Regions from separate parts of the Homo sapiens genome. Here regions 2 and 3 are each linked to region 1. Evidence: read pairs that join two places in POLR2A ChIA-PET (ENCODE). Cell type or tissue: K562. All regions are shown on one strand. Links, peaks and the distances in the headings refer to the core of each region. The heading gives the core; the rest is flanking DNA.

Evidence for each region. ChIA-PET counts read pairs that join two places held together with the same protein. Peaks named below come from ENCODE experiments on the same cell type or tissue, not always from the same donor. Only the 100,000 strongest peaks of a DNase experiment are listed, where the experiment ranks them.
Region 2: POLR2A ChIA-PET joins it to region 1 with 5 read pairs; 2 of 35 experiments call an interaction of 5 or more read pairs at or near these places.
Region 3: POLR2A ChIA-PET joins it to region 1 with 5 read pairs; 7 of 35 experiments call an interaction of 5 or more read pairs at or near these places.

The regions. Positions count from the first base shown.
Region 1 is chr3:19,933,831-19,941,511 of GRCh38, reverse strand. EFHB (EF-hand domain family member B) reads left to right here and starts at 7,295. Exons shown (of 13, transcript NM_144715.4): 1 at 7,295-7,681. The coding sequence starts at 7,494. It also overlaps the pseudogene HSPA8P18. In K562, for the core only: no CTCF peak of the experiment used is centred there; a DNase peak (open chromatin) is centred at 3,721.
Region 2 is chr3:20,150,692-20,158,372 of GRCh38, reverse strand. KAT2B (lysine acetyltransferase 2B) reads right to left here. Exons shown (of 18, transcript NM_003884.5): 18 at 3,969-6,041. The coding sequence ends at 5,848. Among named protein-coding and RNA genes, the nearest start is that of MIR3135A, 17 kb to the right of the region's middle. RefSeq lists a silencer at 3,228-3,277. In K562, for the core only: a CTCF peak has its summit at 3,216 (motif pointing right); no DNase peak of the experiment used is centred there.
Region 3 is chr3:20,019,402-20,027,082 of GRCh38, reverse strand. No RefSeq gene overlaps it. Among named protein-coding and RNA genes, the nearest start is that of PP2D1, 11 kb to the right of the region's middle. RefSeq lists a cis regulatory region at 3,776-4,223. In K562, for the core only: no CTCF peak of the experiment used is centred there; DNase peaks (open chromatin) are centred at 3,122 and 4,002.

The DNA.
Region 1 (7,681 bases), core at 2,006-6,005:
TACAGCAGGAGACACCCACTTAGGTGGAAAACACTGACAACCAAGTGGTCCACCATTTTATTGCTGAGTTCAAGTACAAGCATACAAAGGACATCAGTGAGAATAAGAGAGCTGTCTGACATCCCCATACTGCTTGTGAACATGCTAAGTACACTCTTTCTTGAGCAGCCAGGCTAGTATTGAGATCCATTTTCTCTATGAATGAATCAATGTCTATACCTCTTACACATGCCCTATTTGAAGAACTGAATGCTGACCTGTTCTGTGACACCTGGACCCTATAGAGAAAGCCCTTCAAGACACCAAACTAGACAAGTCACAGATTCATGATATTTTCCTGGATGGTGGTTCTACTTTTATCCCCAGGATTCAGAAGCTTCTCCAAGACTTTTTCAATGGAAAAGAACTGAATAAGAGCATCAGCCCTAATGAAGCTGTTGCTTATGGTGCAGCTGTCCAAGCAGCCATTCTGTCTGGCAACAAATCTGAAAATGCTCAAGATTTGTTGCTCTTGTATGTCATTCTTCCTTCCCATGGTATTGAAACCGATGGTGTAGTCATGACTGTTCTCATTAAGCATAATACTACCATTCCTTCCAAGCAGACAGACCTTCACTACCTACTCTGACAGGCAGCCTGATGTGCTTATTCAGGTTTATGAAGGTGAGCATGTCATGACCAAGGATAGCAACCTGCTTGGCAAGTTTCAACTCACAGGCATACCTTTGGCACTCCAAGGTGTTCCTCACATTGAAGTCACATTTGATATTGATGCCAATGGCATCTTCAGTGTCTCTGCTGTGCACAAGAGTACAGGAAAAAGAACAAGATTACTGTCACTAATGACAAGGGCCATTTTAGCAAGAAAGACATTAAATGTGTGGTCCAGGAGGCTGAATAGTACAAAGCTGAAGATGAGAAGCAGAGACAGGTGTCATCAAAGAATTCCCTTGAATCCTATGAATTCAACATGGAAGCAACTGTTGAAGATGAGAAACTTCAAGGCAAGATTCACGATGAAGACAAACAGAAGATTCTTGTCAGGCGTAATGAAATTATTAACTGGATAGATAAGAATCAGGCTGTTGAGAAGGAAGAATTTGAACATCAGCAGAAAGAGCTGGAGAGAGTCTGCAATCCCATCATTACAAAGCTCTAGCAGAGTGCAGGAGGAATGCCTAGGGGATTCACTGTTGGTGGATCTCCTCCCTCTGATGGTGCTTTCTCAGGGCCCAACACTGAATAAGCCAGCCCAAGTACAGATGTAGCATTGTTCCACACACTTAAAACACTGAAGGACCCAAATATGTAGCAAATTCTGTGGCAGTTTTTTTTCTTTTTTGATCAGTCAATGTAGTTTAATTTTTCCCAGTCAAAATTTGCCTAAAAAGGCCTGTAATCTCATAAAAAAAGAAGTACATAGAAAGTAAGCCTTTAAAGGAATTGGACAGATCATTCCAAACTGGGGCAGGAAATTGAGTAGTCTTCATGAGGAAGGTGGTGTTTGAGAGATGTCGGAAGATGGCTGAGTCAATAGGGGCAGTGGGCCTTAAACTCCTGTAGAGGAGATACAATCAAATCTATAACACTAAGTTGTTGGAGGGTGCCAGAGTGTCATCCATGCCAGTTCAATATCAATTGTTCGGTTTTACAGTGGTTTATCAAAGCCTTTTTTAGATCAGACCCTGTGCATTCTATTAGAAGGCTTGCTCTTCAAGGAGCATCTAGTTTAGTACACAGACATGGAAACCCACATAGATCATAGTAGGATAAATACTGTTACAAATAAGTTTGAGGTGCTATGGGAGCATGAAAGAGGGAGACCCATGGGCGGGTGCGGTGGTTCACGCCTGTAATCCCAGCACTCTGGGAGGTCGAGGCGGGCGGATCACGAGGTCAGGAGATAGAGACCATCCTGGCTAACACGGTGAAACCCCATCGCTACTAAAAATACAAAAAATTAGCCGGGTGTGGTGGCGGGCGCCTGTAGTCCCAGCTACTCTAGAGGCTGAGGCGGGAGAATGGCGTGAACCCGGGAGGCGGAGCTTGCAGTGAGCCAAGATCGCGCCACTGCACTCCAGCCTGGGCGCGACAGAGTGAGACTCCATCCCAAAAAAAAAAAAAAAAAAAAAAAAAAAAAAGGAGACCCAACCCAGTTTGAGTGGCAAGACGTGCTACTGGGAAGAAGTAATCCCTGGGTTGAGTCTTGAAGAGCATTTACCAGGCAAGGAGGGCAGAGGATGAGTTGGAATAAAGCATTCCAAGCAAGGGGGACAACAGGGGCAAAAGCAGAAAGTCATAAAGTAGGCTGGGCATGTTGACTCGTGCATGTAATCCAGCACTTTGGGAGGCCAAGGCAGGTGGATCACCTGAGGTCAGGAGTTTGAGACCAGCCTGACCAACATGGTGAAACCCTGTCTCTACTGAAAGTACAAAAATTAGCTGGGCATGGTGGCGGGTGCCTGTAGTTTCAGCTACAAGGGAGGCTGAGGCAGGAGAATCGCTTGAGCCCTGGAGACAGAGGTTGCAGTGAGCCAAGATTGTGCCACTGCACTGCAGCCTGGGTGACAGAGTGAGACTCCTTCTCAAAAACAAAACAAAAGCAAACCAGAAAGTCATAAAATAGCCCAGTGTGCGAGTGGAACTACACGCCCTGGGTTGAGCTGTAGTACAGGCCGCAGTAAGGTGGCAAGCGTCAGGGATAAAGCTGAAGAGGTTGGCAGAGACTGGATCACGGAGGTCCAATTTTTGCTTCTGAAGGTTCTCTCTGGCGATCCTTGGGGTGAGGAGAGACTGCAGTGGGCTAACATGAAGGCCAGTGTAAAGGTGATTGCAAGATTCCAGTTAAGATGTAATGAGGTCTAAATCAAGTCTGTGACTGTGAAGATACCAGAGATGTTGACCCACATCTCTTATTTTTTTCCTAACATTTTATGATGAACATTTTCAAACATTCAGAAAATCAAAGTAATTGTACTGTGAACACCCATATATCTACCACCCAGATTCTACAATTAGCATTTTACTACACTTGGCTTTATCACATATGTCCAGCCATGTATCAACACTTTATGCATTTCAAAATTATGAGCATGTGTACACATTCCTTTAAACATTTCATCATGCATGCCATTTACTAGAGTTCAATATGTGAACCTTTTTAAAGTTCAAATATCCATAAAATGAAGTAAATGCAAGCGTCTTAAGAGTATAATTTCATGTTTTGACAAATGTATATACCTGTGTAATCCACATCCCTATTGAGATACGGAACACTACCGTAATCTCAGAAAGTTGCCACATGTCCTTTCCCAGTCAATCACAGCCCTTTCTCCTTTCAGAGTTGGCCTTGAGTTTGGAATGTGTGAAAATAGACATTCCAGGTGAAGGGAACCTAGGTGGCTCCCTCTCCAGCAAAGGCATGGAGGCAGGTAACTAGGGAAGAACACATAAATGTTAGTAAACAAGTTCGGATGGATGCCCTTCAGTCTTCCACCTCTCTCACTACTAAGCCCCGTCTTTTTGGGTCAAAGCATAAAACATTGAAGTAGAGAGGAGTTGAGTCAAGGGACTGTCAGGCCGCAGGAGCTAACAGTCTTCAGGGGAGGAGGAGACAGAAGCACTGACAGTCACAATTTAGTGTAACAAATGTTGAATGTTATCTTGTACCAGGGTCAGGGCTATAACCAAGGGAAGGGCAGAAAGTTAGGTAAAATACCACAAATATGCCACAAGCGTTTGTTGTATGTGTGTATGTCTGAGAGAGAGAAGTGATAAGGTGAGTGACTCAGACTCTTGGTACTGGAGGAGCTCAAAGGAAAAGAGAGAAGAGTATTTACCAGCCATGAAAAGTTTTCTGGAGGTAAAGTCTTAAGGGATGTTGACTGTTAAGTGTGGTAGACATAAAGATGTTTCAGTTACAGATAACAGAAAATGTGAGTCAAGCAGGGACATTGGCCCATGTGACTGGTAAGTCTAGAGTTATGTGAGTTTTAGGTACAGTTTGATCAGAGCTTTGGTCCTGATGATCTCGGTGCTCTCCTATTTTGTGTGTGTTAGCTTTGTCTTCAGAATACTTCTTCATGGTCACAATATGACTGTCTGTAGCAGTTTAAAAATTGAGCTGCTATAGTAAATTCTTGGGCATTCTCAATACTTGAGTATGGAACATGTGCATGTGGAAGGAAATAACATTGCACTTTATAAACACTGTATTGCAAATGGAAAATGCAATGTCTTAAATAAAACTATTTAAATTTGGCACCATAAAAAAAGAACTAAGGAGAAGAATATTTATATTAACCTTCTAGAAAGTTGTAGAAAATAGTTTTTTGTGTTTTTTTTTGAGACAGTCTTATTCTGTTATCCAGGCTGGAGTGCAGTGGTGCGATCTCGGCTCACTGCAACCTCTGCCTCCCCGGTTCAAGTGATTCTCCTGCCTCAGCCTCCCGAGTAGCTGAGATTACAAGTGAGCATCACAATGCCCAGTTAATTTTTGTATTTTTAGTAGAGATGGGGTTTCGTCATGTTGGCCAGGCTGGTCTCGAACTCAAGTGATCCTCCTGCCTCAGCCTCCCTAGTATATCCTTCTCACTTTTTATTTATTTATTTATTTATTTATTTATTTATTTATTTATTATTTTGAGATGGAGTTTGGCTCTTGTCATCCAGGCTGGAGTGCAATGGCGCAATCTTGGCTCACTGCAACCTCCACCTCCTGGGTTCAAGCGATTCTCCTTCCTCAGCCTCCCTAGTAGCTGGGATTACAAGTGCTGGCCACCATGTCCAGCTCATTTTTGTATTTTTAGTAGAAAGAGGGTTTCACCATGTTGGTCAGGCTGGTCTCGAACTCCTGACCTCAAATGATCCACCCGCCTAGGCCTCCCACAGTGCTGGGATTACAGGTATGAGCCACTGCGCCTGGCCTTATTTTTTATTTTTATTTTTTGAGACAGGATCTCACTGTATCACCCAGGCTAGAGTGTAGTGGCATGATCATATCTCACTACAGCCTTCAATTCCTGGGCTCAAGTGATCCTCCCACCTCAGCCTCCTGAGTAGCTAGGACTATAGGCATGTACCACTACACCTGGCTGATTTTTGAAATTTTTTGTAGGGATAGGTCTCACTGTGTTACCCATGCATGTCTTGAACTCCTGGACTTTTTTTTTTTTCAGTCTGTCGCCCAGGCTGGCATGCAATGGTGCAATGATGGCTCACTGCCGCATAGACCTCCTGGGCTCAAGTGATCCTCCCACTTCAGCCTCTCAGATAGCTGAGACTACAGATGTGAGCCACCACGCTGGGCTAATTGAATTCTTGGCGTTAAGCAATTCTTCTGCCTTGGCTTCCCGAAGTGTTGAGATTACAGGTGAGTGACTATGTCCAGACCCCTACACACTTTTAAAAAAATATTTTTGGATTTTAAGGGGTTTTTGTAGAGTTCTGGAATCCTGTAAATTCTTTTCAAATTCTGTTTTGCTTTTTTTTTTTTTTTTTTTTTGAGATGGAGTCTCACTCTGTCGCCAGGCTGGAGTGCAGTGGTGTGATCTCGGCTTACTGCAACCTCCGCCTCCCAGGTTCAAGCGATTCTTCTACCTCAGCCTCCCAAGTAGCTGGGACTACAGGCGCCTGCCATCAGGCCCAGCTAATTTTTGTATTTTAAGTAGAAACGGGGTTTCACCATGTTGGCCAGGATGGTCTCGAACTCCTGACCTCGTGATCCACCCGCCTCTACCTCCCAAAGTGCCGGGATTACAGGCATGAGCCACTGCGCCCGGCCATTTTTGGTTTTTTATTTTTAAATGGAATCTCACTCTGTTGTTCAGGCTTGAGTGTCGTGGCACCATCAAGGCTCACTGCAACCTCTGCCTCCGGGTTTAAATGATTCTCTTGCCTCAGCCTCCTGAGTAGCTGGGATTACAGGCGCTGGACACCATGCCCAGCTAATTTTTATATTTTTAGTAGAGACAGGGTTTCGCGATGTTGGCCAGGCTGGTCTCAAACTCCTGACCTCAAGTGATCTGCCTGCCTCGGCCTCCCAAAGTGCTGGGATTAAAGGTGTGAGCCACTGTGCCCAGCCTAATTCAGTTCAAATTCCAAGCTAGGGGTTTCATATCCTATATGTGTAGAACATGACAAATATTTACCAAATATACTTTCATTAAAATCTGAAAGGTGAAACCTCAATTTAAAAAAAAATCTCCTACTTAAAAACAATGAAGTTTTAGTTTGCCACATTATCTTTAAAATACAATATGCCTTATTGTGTAGCATATCTCAAACTTTAAAATATTTAGTTTAGGCCAGGAGCAGTGGCTCACGCCTGTAATCCGACACTTTGGAAGGCCGAGGCGGTGGATCACTTGAGGTCAGGTGTTTGAGACCAGCCTGGCCAACATGGTGAAACCCCGTTTCTACTCAAGATACAAAAATTAGCCTAGCATGGTGGCGCATGCCTGTAATCCCAGCTACCCGGAAGGCTGAGGCAGGAGAATCGCTTGGACCCAGGAGGCGGAGTTTGCAGTGAGCCCAGATTGTGCCACTGCACTCCAGCCTGGGCGACAAAGGGAGACTCCATCTCAAAAAAAAAAAAAATTACTTTAAATGTGATTTAAAGCCTAGTTGTTAAAGTGTAAGTGTTCTCAAGGACTTTAAGATGTCTTTATGCCACAGTTGTCAAATATAATATTTCTAGAATTTAAAGTCATTTTTTAGCACTAAAATAACTACATGCAGGGCGGAGGTACTTGGACAAGGAAGGACCTAAAAAAAGTGTTCATCACCAGAAAGTTTATTTGTTCATCATCACCAACATTAAGAGGCCAATGGCCAGGAAGAAGCCAATTGTTGAAACCATTCTAAAACGACTGTGTTGCTTGGGAAACCAGAGAAGTTGGTGAACATTTGATGCGCCGAAAGCCACATCACTCAAATTTTCTCGCCCTCCAAATCTAGCAAAGAAAAAGAGAGAGGAAGCAGGGATAGAGGGGAAGAGGGGGAGGGAGGGGAGAGAGGGAGAAAGGAGAGAGGAAAGGCAAGAGAGAGAGACACACAGAGAGGGAGAGAGAGGGAGAGGGCAAAGGAGAGGAGAGGGAGAGAGAGGAGAGAGAAGGGGGGGCAGAGAGAAACAGAGGAGAGAGAAGAGGGGAGAGAGAGAGACAGAGGAGAGAGAAGAGGGGAGAGAGAGAGAGATTGAGAGAGAGAGAGAGAAGAATGAGAGATGGGCAGGGATCTGTCCAAGCAGGACTTGAGCGCCAAGCCCCGCCCCTGTTTCCCAGGTAACCTGATAAACAGACTCCATCTTTTCCTCTGTGAACTCGGCTAGGTGTTAAGAGGCAGGCAGGAAGCAATGGACAGGGAGTCCGAGTGAGGTTGTGCTCTTTCCTGAGAGAGGGGTTCCGCAAGGGATTGGAGGCGTCTTTGTAGCCAGGTACAGCTTTCCCCTTAGAGATGAGCGCTCTTGGAGAAATGAGAATGGGGAGAAATCGTCCATGAACATGGAGATTGGACATCCCCACGAAGGAAAGGATGATTTAGGAGACAAGAGGGTCATCATGGGAACAAAATTTCCCATGGAGTTGGGGATCAGAGTAGGATTAGGAAAAGAAGATTCCCGATGCGGGGAGAGCCCTGTGGTTAGTAATAAGTGTGAGGGAAGGATGGCACCACCAGAAACAAA
Region 2 (7,681 bases), core at 1,512-5,511, 220 kb before region 1:
AAATCGTGGAATATTACAATAGTATACTCTTCAGCAATAAAAAGGAATGAACTTCTGATACATATTACAATGTGGATGAGCCAGACCCCAGGAAGTACAAACTGTGACCCCATTTATATGAAATCAAGTAACACAAAACGAATCTATGGTGACAAAAATCAGAAGTGGTTTTCTGGAGACAGGGAAGGAGAATTGACCTGAAAGGGGCACGAGGGAACTTTTCTTAGGTGATAAGAATGTCCTGTCTTTAGGGTCGTGATTATACTGGTGTAGACAATTGCCAAAAGTCATCAAACTTAGCACCTAAGACCTATGCTTTTTAATAGAGACAGGGTCTCACAATGTTTGGCCAGGCTGGTCTCAAACTCCTGGGCTCAAGCGATCCTCCTGCCTTGGCCTCCCAAAGTACTGGGATTATAGGCATGACCCACCACACCTGGCCTGACTGGTGCATTTTCTTGTATGTTAACTATACCTCAATTTTTAAAAATGTTTTTCGTTTTGAGATGGTGTTTCGCTCTTGTTGCCCAGGCTGGAGTGCAATGACGCAATCTCAGCTCACTGCAACCTCCACCTCCCAGTTTCAAGTGATTCTCCTGCCTCAGCCTCCCAAGTAGCTGGGATTACAGGCATGCGCCACCATGCCCGACTAATTTTGTATTTTCAGTAGAGACAGGGTTTCATCATGTTGGTCAGGCTGGTCTCAAACTCCTGACCTCAGGTGATCCACCTGCCTCGGCATCCCAAAGTGCTGGGATTACAGGCATGAGCGACTGTGCCCAGCCTAAAAATGTAGACAGGATCTTGAGTTGTGCACATAGCTACAACTGTACAAGTATGCTTGGGTGTGTTGAGGGATAGGAACAGTGCTGGCACACTAACTTAATAGTACTCTGTGGGAAACTTGAATTAGAGCTTGATCATAAACAGCTGACTTCAACCCAACCTACGGGCTTTCTTATAAAGCTTTGCCTGTCCCACTGATGGGCAGTACTATTGCATAAAAATGCAAATTTCCCATTCACAGATGTTTTTAAGTAGAAACTAGATGTCCATCTGTTAACAGCAGAAGATGGCAGGTTGACAGAGCAAAGATTTTTTTTTTTTTTTTTTTTTTTTTTGAGACAGTCTCGCTGTTACCCAAGCTGGAGTGCAGTGGTACAATCAAGGCTCACATAGCCTTGACCTCCTAGGCTAAGGTAATCCTCCCACCCCTCAACTTCCCAAGTAGCTGGGACCACCACTGTGCACCACCACACTCGGCTAAATGTTTTCTGTTTGTTTTTTTGATTGATAGAGATACGGTCTCACTACGTTGCCCAGGCTAGTGAGAGCAAAGATTCTTAAACTGGGGTTCACCAATGAACTTCAGGAGGGTCCAAGGACCAAGTGAACTGATATGCAGAAAGTGCACACATGTAAACATGTGCATTATTTTCAGAAGGTCCTTAGCCTCCAAGTTCTCCAGGATTTCTTTTAAAGAACTTCAAACCTAGATAAACTGAGACTGGTAACCCTTGGTTCAGCTCATAAAATTTAATACACATACCCAGAGTCATGTCAAATGAAGATCTTTGGACAACAATAGCCTGTGTATACTATGGTGGTCCCATAAGATTATAATACCATATTTTTACTGCACCTTTTCTATGTTTAGATACGTTTAGATACACAAATACTTACCATTGTGTTACAGTTGCCTACAGTATTCAGTACAGTAAAATGCTATACAGGTTTCTAGCCTAAGAGCCATAGGCCATACTATGGAGCTTCAGGACTGTGTAAGTACACTCTAGGATGCTCACACACCAACAAAATCACCTAACATTGCATCTCAGAAGGTATCCCCATCGTTAAGTGGTACATAACTGTATATAAATGTATATACATGTATATAAATACACACACACAAATTACACGTATCATTTCTCATCTTTTTCAACTCCTGATCCTGTGAAAGTTGTCGGACTTCCCAATAAGAAGAGGGAGCAGGAAGCTTGACTTTTAATTTTTCTCTGCTTTGTTGAAATAATACTGCTTTTTAATAAACCCAAAGAAAATCTCTAGCTTTGTCATTGTTAGCTTCCTTTTTCCACAAGTAAAGATGTTCCCATAAATAAATATATAAATATATATATTTGTATATTTATGTATTTATATATATATGAATTTACATATTTATATATAAATACATAAATATATACATAAATACATTAAAGAGGACCTTTCATAATGCTTATGGTTGTTTCCTCACTTCCTTATAGCATCTTTTTTTTACTTTGTTGAAGCTCTTCCTCCAGAGTATACCTGGAAATCTTTCATTTGCTCTTTTTGTCTCTTTAAATTCATTTTCAGCTCTTTACCTGAGACATTAGTAACATTGTTTTCATCCTGTCAATCTTCATCATCACTTATTGATAGCACTGATACACCCAAAGGAGAAAGTAAATACCACTTTAATACCAGCAGCTTTAAGACTCAGAACCATCTATTTCAGTCCCTGCCACCACCTTCCCTGTCCACCCTCCACTACCCCCTACACAGATACCTTTTTTCTGCCAGGAAAAAATGTCTGAATGGTCAAGAATTGTAAACCTATATTTCAACAGATGAAAAAAGTATCAACCTAATTACTACCTCTTAAGTAAGAACTTGCAACCATTTCTGACCTTTGATATTCCAGAATAGCTGATTGCTTTTCTTTGGCATTTTCACTTTGCTAAGAGGAGAATGCTAGTTAAGGGATAGAGCAGAATAGCTCTAACGACAAGAGCTGCCACCAGTTACCCTTCCTTGTGCGGCACTTAGAATCCTTTTAAATAAACACTGAGGGTTAGTCTAAAGAATATTAGCTTAAAGGGGTGACAAATAATTAACTGGTCCACAGTACCTCAGTCTGATCTTGTTTCTACTTCTTAGTTTCTGAAAATATAAATTGTTCGTCCAGGTAAAATGAAAACCTCAAAGTCTCCCTCTCACCATTTGCTTCTAATAAATATGACCAATTTTTAATTATTGATTGAAGTAGACTTATTCTCCATTACAGAAGTTTTCTTCCTTGAAAGAGGACATACGTCATCTCCTGGCTTCCTTCTGTCTCCTCATTCATTCTTCCCCTGGGAGGGACTTGCCTAATTAAGGAGTTAAGTAAGAACATACTTACCATAGATTATGGACACAGGTTGACATATCCCGCTGTCACCTGGGCCTCTTCAGCATCGGCCTGCCTTGAGAGGGCACCACTGCTCTTGGCCTGCACTAAGCTTAATGGGAAAGTCCCTGCCCCATTAGTCTGGGACGGAGCAGCTTGTCAATACATTCTGGGGTACAGAACAGTGGTACAGAGCAGCTGGTCAATCACATTCTGGGTTTCAGCCTTAGAAAGCTCATTTTCCACAGATAAAAGGAAGCCACATTCTCCAATATCCATTTTACTAGTATTAAAGGTAATACTTTGGCCATCATATGCCTTTTTTTTTTTTTTTTAACTTCTCAGTTGGTTTAGATTTCAGTAGGGAAGAGGGGTTCTCTTGGTTGGGTCCTCTCAAACCCCAAAAGGATATAGTATTCTTTCCTACAGACATCATTTTGAATCACATTAGAAGCTCATATGGGAGATGTTTAAAAATCGGCTGTATTTTTCTCTCATCATATATATTTCACAGATGCAAAGTATAAAAACAAAAATCTTTTAATTTCTAAACCAACAACACTCTTCTTTCAATGAATCTTTTTTGTTATTGTTTAGCGGGTGAGTGGGTAAGATGCAGTGGATAACTCAAAAGACAGAGTAAGTGTCTCTCCTGAAAATCTCTTACTGATGACCTATGGATTTTTTATGAAACCTCCCCCAAATGCAACAGAATGCTTAAGATCTAAGGTTTAAGGATTCAATTGATGGTTATCAACCAGATCATAATTTGTTCTGTTAACCTCAGCCTACTGAATGAATAAAACACACCACAAGATTGGAAGCTTTTTAAAATATAATTTAAAACTATTTTGTACCAGTACAATATATTAATTTTACAAATGTAAAATTTTTATCAGCTGTTAAAGCATTTGCAAAAACCACACATTCTACTTCAGCTTTATTGCACAATATCTATAAGAAAATATTAATTTTTAAATTAGAAAACATAAAAATGCTTTCAATATAGAAGAGACAATCTGATTTTAAAGACAATACTCTATAAGAATGTCTACTCAGAAAATAACAAACTTTCACAGGATACCAGCTGGACAGATGCTTCAGCAGATCCGGTACAAAGCACTGTTTAAAACCAGTCCAAGATACTTAATCCAAACTGTATCATGATTCTTCATTAGAAATCTAGACACCACTCATGGTGGTTTCTTACACTTTAAAAAGTTGAGGCATTTTCAGTGTGAGCATTCTGAATATCTCTTACATATCAAAAACAATACTTCCAACTCAATAGCCATTTGCAGGGTTCTTTTTCCTTCATGCAGATTATCACTGGCAACTGTTTTTAATGACTATTCATGACCATTTTATTTATGCTGATAGAAAACATCAAGTTAAATACGCTTTTAAAACTTTGTCCTTTACAAAAATCAGTGTATAAATTTGCATCATAAAAATTAGTGTTGAGACCATCAAGATGGCCTTCATTTATATGGTTGTATATTAGTTGGTTTTCCCAGAGTTGGGAATGGCAGATGTCTCACTTTTCTATGTAGTGTAATCAGGAAATAAATCCAAGCACTAAACTGGAATCCCAAGACAGATTAATAAGGTTGCATGATGGATTTTAGGGGGTTATGACCCTGGACGCATATACTAATGTGGGTGTTAAAATACTGACAGCAAACCCTGGTGGGAATTTAATTTACCTCAGACAATAAACATTATCTGGAGAGACATAAAGGAAAATGTTCATTTGCATATTATCAGCGTGGCTGTGTGTATCATAGAAAAGAAAAAGAACCTTTATTAGAACGAGGATTCACCAGATTGATACATATATAGACCATACATCTTTTCCTATTAAAGCATGTTGATTCAATCTCATGTGTTTTCAAGTTTATGCCTTTGTGGGCAGGGAAATTATCTTTTGGAACTTATGGCCTGCATAAGCAAAGTCAAATATGATATTACACATTTGTGTAGAGAAAATAATTATTAAAATAGTGGTTATGTACTAACAAGTTTGTTGTAAGTAGACAGAATTATCAAAAACCTAGATGCTTATTTTAAAAGTTTGCATTATTTAGAATTTCTTCCTTAGGAACCAAAGCAGTTGCTTTCCTGGAACTGCATTTTTCAGAACTGCTCAAAGCACCTCATCTAGATGAGTGTTTTAAAAAATATATATAAAAAGTCTATAAAGAGACTTCAAACATCACATATTTCACCTCTTACAGGCTTTTTTAAAATCATGTATCCCTTCCTTAAAGTCCTTCAGAATAAAATAAAAGTAAACTCTCACATTCCATTAGAAAAAAATGGAAACATTCATTCATGGTCTGAAAATGTTATGGATTTCCCCAAATTTTGCTACTGTGTGCAATTTCCTCACACACAGGTTTTGAGGAAACCCCTAATCATCTATCATGAAATAGCTAATGGACATGCCATAGAAAATTTACCTTAATAGTAGTAAATAGATTAAAATCTATTCCATAAAATAAAAATGTCCTATGACTTCAATTTAAATACATATCTGAAAAGCTAAAAGGAGGTTTTTTGTTTTTTCAAAAGTGCTAATTATTACATTTACAAGTCTCTTCAATACATCATGTCCAATTCTTTGTAAAAAACTAAACCACCTTGCTTTAGGCACACTGCTTGGTGAGTTTCTAAGAAGCAGAGGGGAAAAAAAATCACTTGTCAATTAATCCAGCTTCCTTAATTTTACTGAAGAAGAATTTCTCCAGGATATTGGCACATTTGTAGTATTCACTCTCAGGGGGGTTGTACTCTTTGCAATTGGTAAAGACTCGCTGTAAGTCTGCCATGAATAATTTCTTAGACACGTAGTACCTATTCTTGAGGCGTTCACTCATGGTTTTCAGATCTGCACAGGAAAAAAAAATATTAGCAATCTTTGACTCCCTTTAAACACCAGCTGACAAAACTGGGACTGGGAAAGGAATCTATGTTGTTGGTTTGATTACATTTTTATCATCCCAATGCTTTTATTTAAGAGAAATTCTTATGACCAAGGAAAACAGTTCTTAAATCTTAAGTTCATTCTTTTGTGGGTTTTTTAAAAATGTAAAATCACAGCCATTTTAGCATTAAAGGGACCATTATTAGTCATCTGGTTCAATCCCCTATTCAGCACAAGGAAGCTAAGTAGATTAGCAACAATAAGTATGATGAACTGACTACTGTTAGCTATTCAGTCAGAATTATACAGAAGAGGCTCTATCTATATGGAGTAGAGCAGGTGGAACGTTTGTATTCAATCATTTAATTACTTAAAACAATCAGACTGCATTTGTTTCACTAAACTCACAGTTGTTTTGGTGTCATATAGAGAAACTGATAATAAATACATCTGTGAACACACCAGTGCCCTTGCATGTAAAATGATTCAAATGAATTTGCTTCAAGCTCCATCAATGAAATAAGAATAACAAACTTCATTTAATAATCTATTTTCTAAAGCAAGTAAGCCTTGTGAGACTATTGCAAAGAATATTTCCCAATATAGCTACTTGCTTTAAATTGTAGTATTTTACAGGTGAAAACAGTACTCCATCTAAACTGATAAAACTAAAGTAGGGTTTCTTCAATCCTCACTGTCAGGACTAATTTAAGGAATTCTATGCAGATTAGAATAGACGCTAACATTTGTCTATTTATGGTTCCCTGGTTGTCTTGAAGTCTGGCTTTATTGTTAAAAGCTATAATTGTATTAACTATGTGTGGAAAAATAAGTCAAATGGGAAAAAAAAAACCCCACTTCTGACTACCAATATCCCAAATTATAAGTATGTTATAAAATTTCCAGGGGGAAAGAAACCTATAACCAAATACATTGGGATCATCATTTAATAAGGTAAGTAAATGTACGTACAATATCCCCAAATGGGAAGGAATTCATTTGCATCAATATCCTAAATCCACCACAAAAGCATCAAAGAAGAAATGGAAAAAAGCTGCTTCTGCCTATCTCTTGAATAAAGCCTATCTTGGTTAGAGTGTATGTCATCACATCTGTAAATTCAACTTTCAACTTTTCTTTCTTCTCTAAAACAGTTTGGAGAGAGATAAAAATCTAAAAGCGCTAAGAAACACAAAGACTCATCAAATCTCACACTAAATGTCCCATCCAAGTGTGACTGAACAGATCAAAATGTTCTCTCATTTAAAGAAGAAAAAAACAATGAAATTGGCCCTAAGTAAAAGTAGATGTTTACATTCCTTTCACTTTTCCACCTAAATGTCTACCACTTAAGATATGCTGCCCAATATAATATGTATAATGTTTTAAAAGGAAGAAACATGTACCCCCCAAAAAGGGGGAGGGGGAGTAAAAGGATGACACGACACAAAGAAGTTTGTCCAAAAGCTTTTCGAACTTTTTTAGGAGATGGGTAAGAAAAGATGGAGAGAGCCTAAAATGCAGCAGAAACAAAGCAAGAATTATGGCGGTGTCTGGACTTTTCTGAATAACTATAACCAATTCTGAATACTTCCTTTCTATTC
Region 3 (7,681 bases), core at 1,512-5,511, 86 kb before region 1:
AACATGGTGAAACTCCGTCTCTACTAAAAATACACAAATTAGCTGGGCATGTTGGTGGGCATCTGTAATCCCAGCTACTCGGGAGGCTGAGGCGGGAGAATTGCTTGAACCCGGGAGGCGGACATTGCAGTGAGCCGAGATTGCACCACTGCACCACAGCCTAGGCAACAGAGCGAGACTCTGTCTCAAAAAAAAAAAAGAAGAGCTAACGGTTTTGGAGAACCTACTGCATGTTAGGTACTGTGATAACCCCTTTTTGCAAAACACGCTATGTAATCCTACCAGGATAGAAAAAGCTGTTCTCATTTTACAGATGAGGAACCTGAGGCTCAGAGAAGTTAGATTATTTTCACCAGAGTCTATTCTGCACTTAACACTTTGGTTTTCAGCCAATAACAATTGTGGCTACCATCTATTTACTTTTTATTTATTTAATTAATTAATTTTTTGAGACAAAGCTTTGCTTTGTCACTCAGGCTGGAATGCAGTGGCACAATTACAGCTCACTGCAGTCTCGACTTCCCCGGCTCAAGTGATCCTCCCACTTAAGCTGCCCGAGTGGCTTAGACTACAGGCATGCACCACCATGCCCTGCTAATTTTTTTTTTTTTTTTTTTGAGACACAGTCTCACTCTGTTGCCCAGGCTGGAGTGCAGTGGTGTGATCTCAGCTCACTGCTACCTCCACCTCCTGGGTTCAAGCGATTCTCCTGCCTCCGCCCTCGTGTAGCTGGGATTACAGGTGCTCCACTATGCCCGGCTAACTTTTTTGGTACTTTTAGTAGAGACAGGGTTTCACCATGTAGGCCAGGCTGGCCTCGAACTCCTGACCTCAAATGATCCACCCACCTTGGTCTCCCAAAGTTTTTGGATTACAGGTATGAGCCACTGCACCCAGCCCCAGCTAATTTTTTAAAAAAAATTTTGTATAGACAGGGGTCTCACTATGTTGCTCAGGCTGATCTTAAACTTCTGGGCTCAAGCAGTCCTCCCACCTTAGCCTTCCAAAGTGCTGAGATTACAGGCGTGCCCAACTTTTTAAATTTAAATTTTTTTTTTTGTTTTTTCATTCACATGATGAGTATTGCAAAATGGCTAACATTTATTGAGAGCCAACTAAGGGCCTGAACATGGGTTGTAACTAATTTAATCTTCACAACAACCCTGTATTTGGAAGCATTTAGTGGTTTTATTTGCAATAAAGCACCTTCAGCTGCAGCACCTACAATTCTATGTGATAGAAACAAATGTAGTAATAGATGCAGGGTCTCTCCCCCATCTCCTGATTTGAAAGCAGAGGGGAAAATGGGCTCTCTTCTGTCACCCTGCTGAGAATCCTATGCTCTGTGCAGAAGAGGGTATTTTCTATTCCAGAGCAGCACTCTTCAATACATTTTCCTGTGATAAAGGGAATGTTCTCTATTTGCATTATTCAATATGGTAGCTACTGGCCATGTGTGAGTGTGCAAAATGTGGTTGATAAGACTGATAAGCTAAAATTCTAAATAGTTTGAATTTAAATAGCCACCTATTATGGGGCTAATAGCTACCATGTTGGAGAGCACAGTTCTAAGGGAGATGACTGCTTGGTGGCCAAATTCTCAGCAGAGTCCACTCTGGCTTCTCTTACCTCTTCTATTGGCCAGCTTCTGAGGCACGTATCTTCAGACTAAGACCTCACTGCTAAGAACTGAGGATGAGGGAAAAATATGGGAATCTTTCTTACTCCCTCTATTAAAAACTAAATATTTAAGAGCTCAAATGATTACTCTATTTGTTTATTAATTTATTTAATAAATATTTATGAAACTTTTACTATATAGCAGGCATATTTACTACGAATCTATGAATTGGCTCTGGGATTAAAAAGGCAAGCAGGATGGGAATGAAGAGACAGACATTGCTTAAATAATCAAACAAATACACCATTACAAACTTGAATCAGCCGGGTATGGTGGCTCATGCCTGTAATCCCAGCACTTTGGGAGGCTGAGGCAGCAAATCACTTGAGATCGGGAGTTCAGACCAGCCTGACCAACATGAAGAAACCCCGTCTCTACTAAAAATACAAAATTAGCTGGACGTGGTGGCTCATGCCTGTAATCCCAGCTACTCGGGAGGCTGAGGCGGGAGAATCACTTGAACCTGGGAAGTGGAGGTTGTGGTGAGCCAAGATCGAGCCATTGCACTCCAGCCTGGGCAACAAGAGCAAAACTCTGTCTCAAAAAAAAAAAAAAAAAGTCTAGACTCGGTGGCTAACACCTGTAATCCCAGCACTTTGGGAGACCGAGGTGAGTGGATCACCTGAGGTCAGAAGTTCGAGACCAGCCTGACCAACATGGAGAAACCCCGTCTCTACTAAAAATACAAAATTAGCCAGGCGTGGTGGCACGTGCCTGTAATCCCAGCTACTCAGGAGGCTAAGGCAGGAGAATCGCTTAAACCTGGGAGGTGGAGGTTGCAGTGAGCTGAGATCGTGCCATTGCACTCTGGCCTGGGCAACAGAGCAAGACTCCGTCTCACATAAGTAAGTAAGTAAGTAAGTAAGTAAGTAAATAAATAAATAAATAAATAAATAAATAAATAAATAAATAAAATAAAATAAAAAACTTGAATCAATGCAAAGCATAAGGAGTTCTGGAGGCATTTGACAAAGTGTGGAGGATTCCTGTGAAGCATCAGGAAACATTTTTCTGATGATGCTAAAGTTCAGCTTGTGGAAATGAGGTTTTAATTGAGGAATGAGTTAGAATTAACTGAGTGCCAGTGGAGAGAAAAGCCTTTGAGCAGAGAGAATAGCATGTACAGGCCTGAGGTGGGCAGAGTGTGGATTATGTTTGAGGAATGTTAATGAATGGGAAAGTGGGGAGAGATTAGGCTGAAGAGTCAGGCTTTGGCCAGGCCCTACAGAACCTTTCTCATCATATTAGGACTTTTGACCTTTATTCCAGAAACAGTGGAAAGCTACTGAAAGGTTTTAAGCAGAAGAGTGATATGGTTAGAAAATAAACTTAAAAAAAAAAAAAAAAGCAAAACTTGGCTTTTACAAGGGCCTCATTGTTCCCTGTTCCTTCCTTCCTTCCTCCTTCAGCAAGCAGGCAGGTGACTTCCCCCAGACACAGGGCTGCAGCTGGCCCCAGAAGCAGTTCCTCAGAACAGATTAGAAGTGCTTGGTCCTGGGCCCAGGGGATGAATGGAGCTAAGCTATGTTCTCTCCTCTAATACTCTGTGTGTTCTCTCTGTGTGTTTCTGCCATTAAATAAATACTGGGGGTATTTATAAGAACTGTCAGCAAACCACCCACTCCTTCTCTGCCACAGGCCCAGAAGCCCTCAAACAGTAACAGCCTGTACCAGAATCTCCACGATATCCAAAGAGACAGCTCCGAAAGGAATACTAAATATAACTTTCTTCCACACAGGCTGGTGCCTGCTGCCTTGACTTTTACAATCATAGTTGTGGAACATGTAAGAAACTTGAATTCAACGGGCAGTTTTAAGCCAAACAAGGGCTGCCTACTGGAGAGATTGGCTGTGAATATTTTCTAATCTGACCACCTTCCCATTAAGCCATATGTATTTGATTGTCCTGAAGTTGGGAGGATGACAAGCCAAAGAATTTATTCCAGTGGGAGTAAGGCAAGAATGGAAGAGGGAGAACCAGATATTAAGATTTGTGAATGTATTTGAAGTTCAACGCTTTCAAATAATGTGAAAGAAACATCTAAGCAAATGTATCACTGATTGTCCTCTTCTTCCAAAATGAATTGATTTTTACAGCCACTTTGGAAGACAGTTTGGCAGTTTCTGACAAACTGTTTGCAGGTCAACACACCTGGGCTCTGCCATTTATTGCAGCAAAGTTAACTCACTTTCTAGAGCTTTAGGGTCCTTGTCTGTAAAGTAGATTATTAGTGCCTGTGTGCAGGGTTGTTGTATGGTTGAGAGACAATGTGGGTGGAATGCTTAGAAAGAGCCCAGCACATGGTCAGCACTGATAATGTTATTATCTAGTAGTGCATCTGTGTGTCTGTCTTCCCCATGACAGGCACTGAGCTCATCAAGCACAGAGACCTGCTGTTGGCCTTTATGTCTAGTGCCTACCCCTGCAGGTGCTCAATATATAAAATAATTAATTGAAATAACCATCTTAAAATAAAGGAATTCTTCTCTTGCATTGTTATCTTTCCCAAGATAGTGGTCTATCTTCTAATTTCCTACAACATTCACTGTTTATTTGTATGTGTTTCAGATATGAATTAGGGGGAAAAAATTACTAGATGCACTTCCAGAAAGATATTTTCTCAGAATGCCCTGCTTACACACACACACACCACACTTTAATTAATACATTTTACTTTTGAGTAGTTTTAGGTTTACAAAAAAATTGAGCAGAAAGTACAGACACTTCCAATATACACTTCACTGCCTCCCACCACTTCTTTCCCTTATTATTAACATCTTGCATTAGCGTGGTACATTTGTTATAGTTGATGAGCCAATATTGATATATCATTATAAACTAAAGTCCATAGTTGACATTAAAGTTCACTTTTTGTGTTGTACATTCTATAGGTTTTGACAAATGTGTCACAAGTATTCACCATTACATTATCATACAGAATAGTTTTACAGCCCTAAAAATCTCCTGTTCTCCACCTATTCATCCCTTCTTCTCCTGAACCCCTGGAAACCACTGATCATTTTACTGTCTCCATAGTATTGTCTTTTACAGAATGTCATATAATTAGAATTATATAGTATGTAGCTGTTTCCAGTTGGCTTGCTTTCTCTTCCTACCTTTCTTTCTTTCTTTCTTTCTTTCTTTCTTTCTTTCTTTCTTTCTTTCTTTCTTTCTTTCTTTCCTTCCTTCCTTCTCCTTCCTTCCTTCCTTCCTTTTTTTTCAGGGTCTCACTCTATCACCCAGGCTGGAATGCAGTGGCACACTCTTGCTTCACTGCAACCTCCGCCTCCCAGGCTTCAGTGATCCTCCCACCTCAGCCTCCCAAGTAGCTGGGACTATAGGCCCGCACCACCACACCCAGCTAATTTTTGTATTTTTAGTAGAGACAGGGTTTCGTCATGTTGGCCAGACTGGTCTCGAACTCCAGACCTCAGGTGACCCACCTGCCTCAGCCTCCCAAAGTGCTGGGATTACAGGCGTGAGCCACCATGCCTGGCCTCAGTTGGCTTCCTTCACTTACTGATAGTGATATGCATTTAAGATTCATCCTTGTCTTTTGGGGGCTTGACAACTCATTTCTTTTTTATTTTATTTTATTTTTTTTGAGACGGAGTCTTGATCTGTTGCCAGGCTGGAATGCAGTGGCGCGATCTCAGCTCATTGCAACCTCCACCTCCTGGGTTCAAGCAATTCTCCTACCTCTCAGCCTCCCAAGTGGTTGGGATTACAGGCACGCACCACCACGCCCAGCTAATTTTTGTATTTTTAGTAGAGACGGGGTTACACCATGCTAGTCAGGCGGGTCTCAAACTCCTGACCTCAAGTGATCCACCTGCCTCGGCCTCCCAAAGTGCTGGGATTACAGGCCTGAGCCACCGTACCTGCTTATTTTTATTTTTATTTATTTATTTTTTATCACTGAGCAATGTGTATGGATGTACCATAGTTTGTCTGTTTACCTACTGAAGGATGTCTTGGCTGCTTCCAAGTTTGGCAATTATGAATAAAGCTGCTATAAACACTTATGTGTAGGTTTTTGTGTGAACATAAATTTTCAACTCATTTGGATAAATACCAAGAAGTAACATTGCTAGATCATATGGTTACACTATGTATAGTTTTGTAAAAAACTGCCAAACTGTCTTTCAAAGTAGCCATACCATTTTGCATTCACACCAGTAATGAATGAGAGTTCCTGTTGCTCCACATCCTCACTAGCCTTTGCTGTAGCTAGTGTTTTGGATTGGCCATTCTAGTTAGCTGTGTAGTGGTATCTCGTTGTTTTAGTTTGCAATTCTCTAGTGACATACATTATTAACATCATTGCATATACTTATTTGCCATCTGTGTATCTTCTTTAGTGTAGTGTCTATCCAGATTGTATGCCCATTTTAAAATTGAGTTGTGTTTTTTATTGAGTTTTAACAGTTCTTTGCATATTTTGAATACAAGTCCTGTATCAGATGTATGTTTTATAAAATATTTTCTCCTAGTCTGTGGCTTGTCTTTTCATTTTCTTTTTTTTTTTTTTTTTTTTCCTGAGGCAGCGTCTCACTCTGTCGCCCAGGCTGGAGTGCAGTGGTGCAGTCATGGCTCACTGCAGCCTTGACCTCCCAGGCTCAAGCTATCTTCCCAAGATCAGCCTTTTGAGAAGCTGAGACAACAGGTATACATCACCATGCAAGGCTAATTTTTGTAGAGATGGGGGGTCTCACTATGTTCCCCAGACTGGTCTTGAACTTCTGGCCTCAAGCCATCCTCCTGCCTTGGACTCCCAAAATGCTGGGATTACAGATGTGAGCCACCATACCTGGCCTATCGATTTTTCTTCCGTGGATCATGTCAGCATTTTCTTCATCATGGAATTCCTAGTGCTAAAAACAGTGCCTGGCAAATAGTACATCCTCAATAAAGTGTTGTTGCATGAATCTGAAAAATTCAAAATTTACTTATTCACAGACAGAGAATTCTACTACAGGGTGTTTATCTAATAGATACATGTGCAAATTTTGTTGTTGTTGTTGCAGCATTGTTTGTAAAAGACAAATGCTGTTAACAGACTAAATGTCCATCAATAAAGTATTAGATAACTTTTTGTATACTCATATTGCTAAGTAAAAAAGCAAATTACAGAATAGTCTCAGTTGGATGCCATAGCACACACTGGTAGTCCCAGTTACTCAGGAGACTGAGGTGGGAAGATTGCTTGAGCCAAGGAGTTTGAAGCCAGCCTGGGCAACATAGCAAAACCCCATCTCAATTTAAAAAATAAGTTTTTATTTTTTTAAAACAGTTTCTATAGTTTGAGTATATGTGAAATATAAGAAACCTGCTTTCTGACCCATATTGGAATGTTTCATGTCTTCCAGTGAGTCTATCTTTGGGTGATGGATTGAGGAAGGAGGGAAAGAACACTTTCACATCAGAGCCTAACTTATTTGCTTAGTTTTTTTCCACTTTAATAAGAAGCAAGTAAAATTTTATGATTTTTTTCCTTTTAAATTGGTTTATTTATTTATTTATTTTATTTTTTTGAAACGGAGTTTCTCTCTTGTTGCCCAGGCTGGAGTGCAAAGGCACAATCTTGACTCACCGCAACCTCTGCCTCCTGGGCTCAAGAGATTCTCCTGCCTCAGCCTCCCGAGTAGCTGGAATTACAGGCATGTGCCACCATGCCTGGCTAATTTTTTTTTTTTTTTAGTAGAGATGGGGTTTCTCCATGTTGGTCAGGCTGGTCTCAAACTCCCGACCTCAGGTAATCTGCTCAGCTCAGCCTCCCAAAGTGCTGGGATTACAGGCATGAGCCACCGCGCCTGGCCTAAATTGGTTTATTTTTAAGATTAAAATGTGTAGGCCGGGCGCGGTGACCTGTGCCTATAATCCCACCACTTTTGGAGGCCAAGGCACGTGGATCACCTGAGGTCGGGAGTTCCAGATAAGCCTGACCAACATAGTGAAACCATGTCTCTACTAAAAAAAAAAAAAAAAAAAAATTAGCC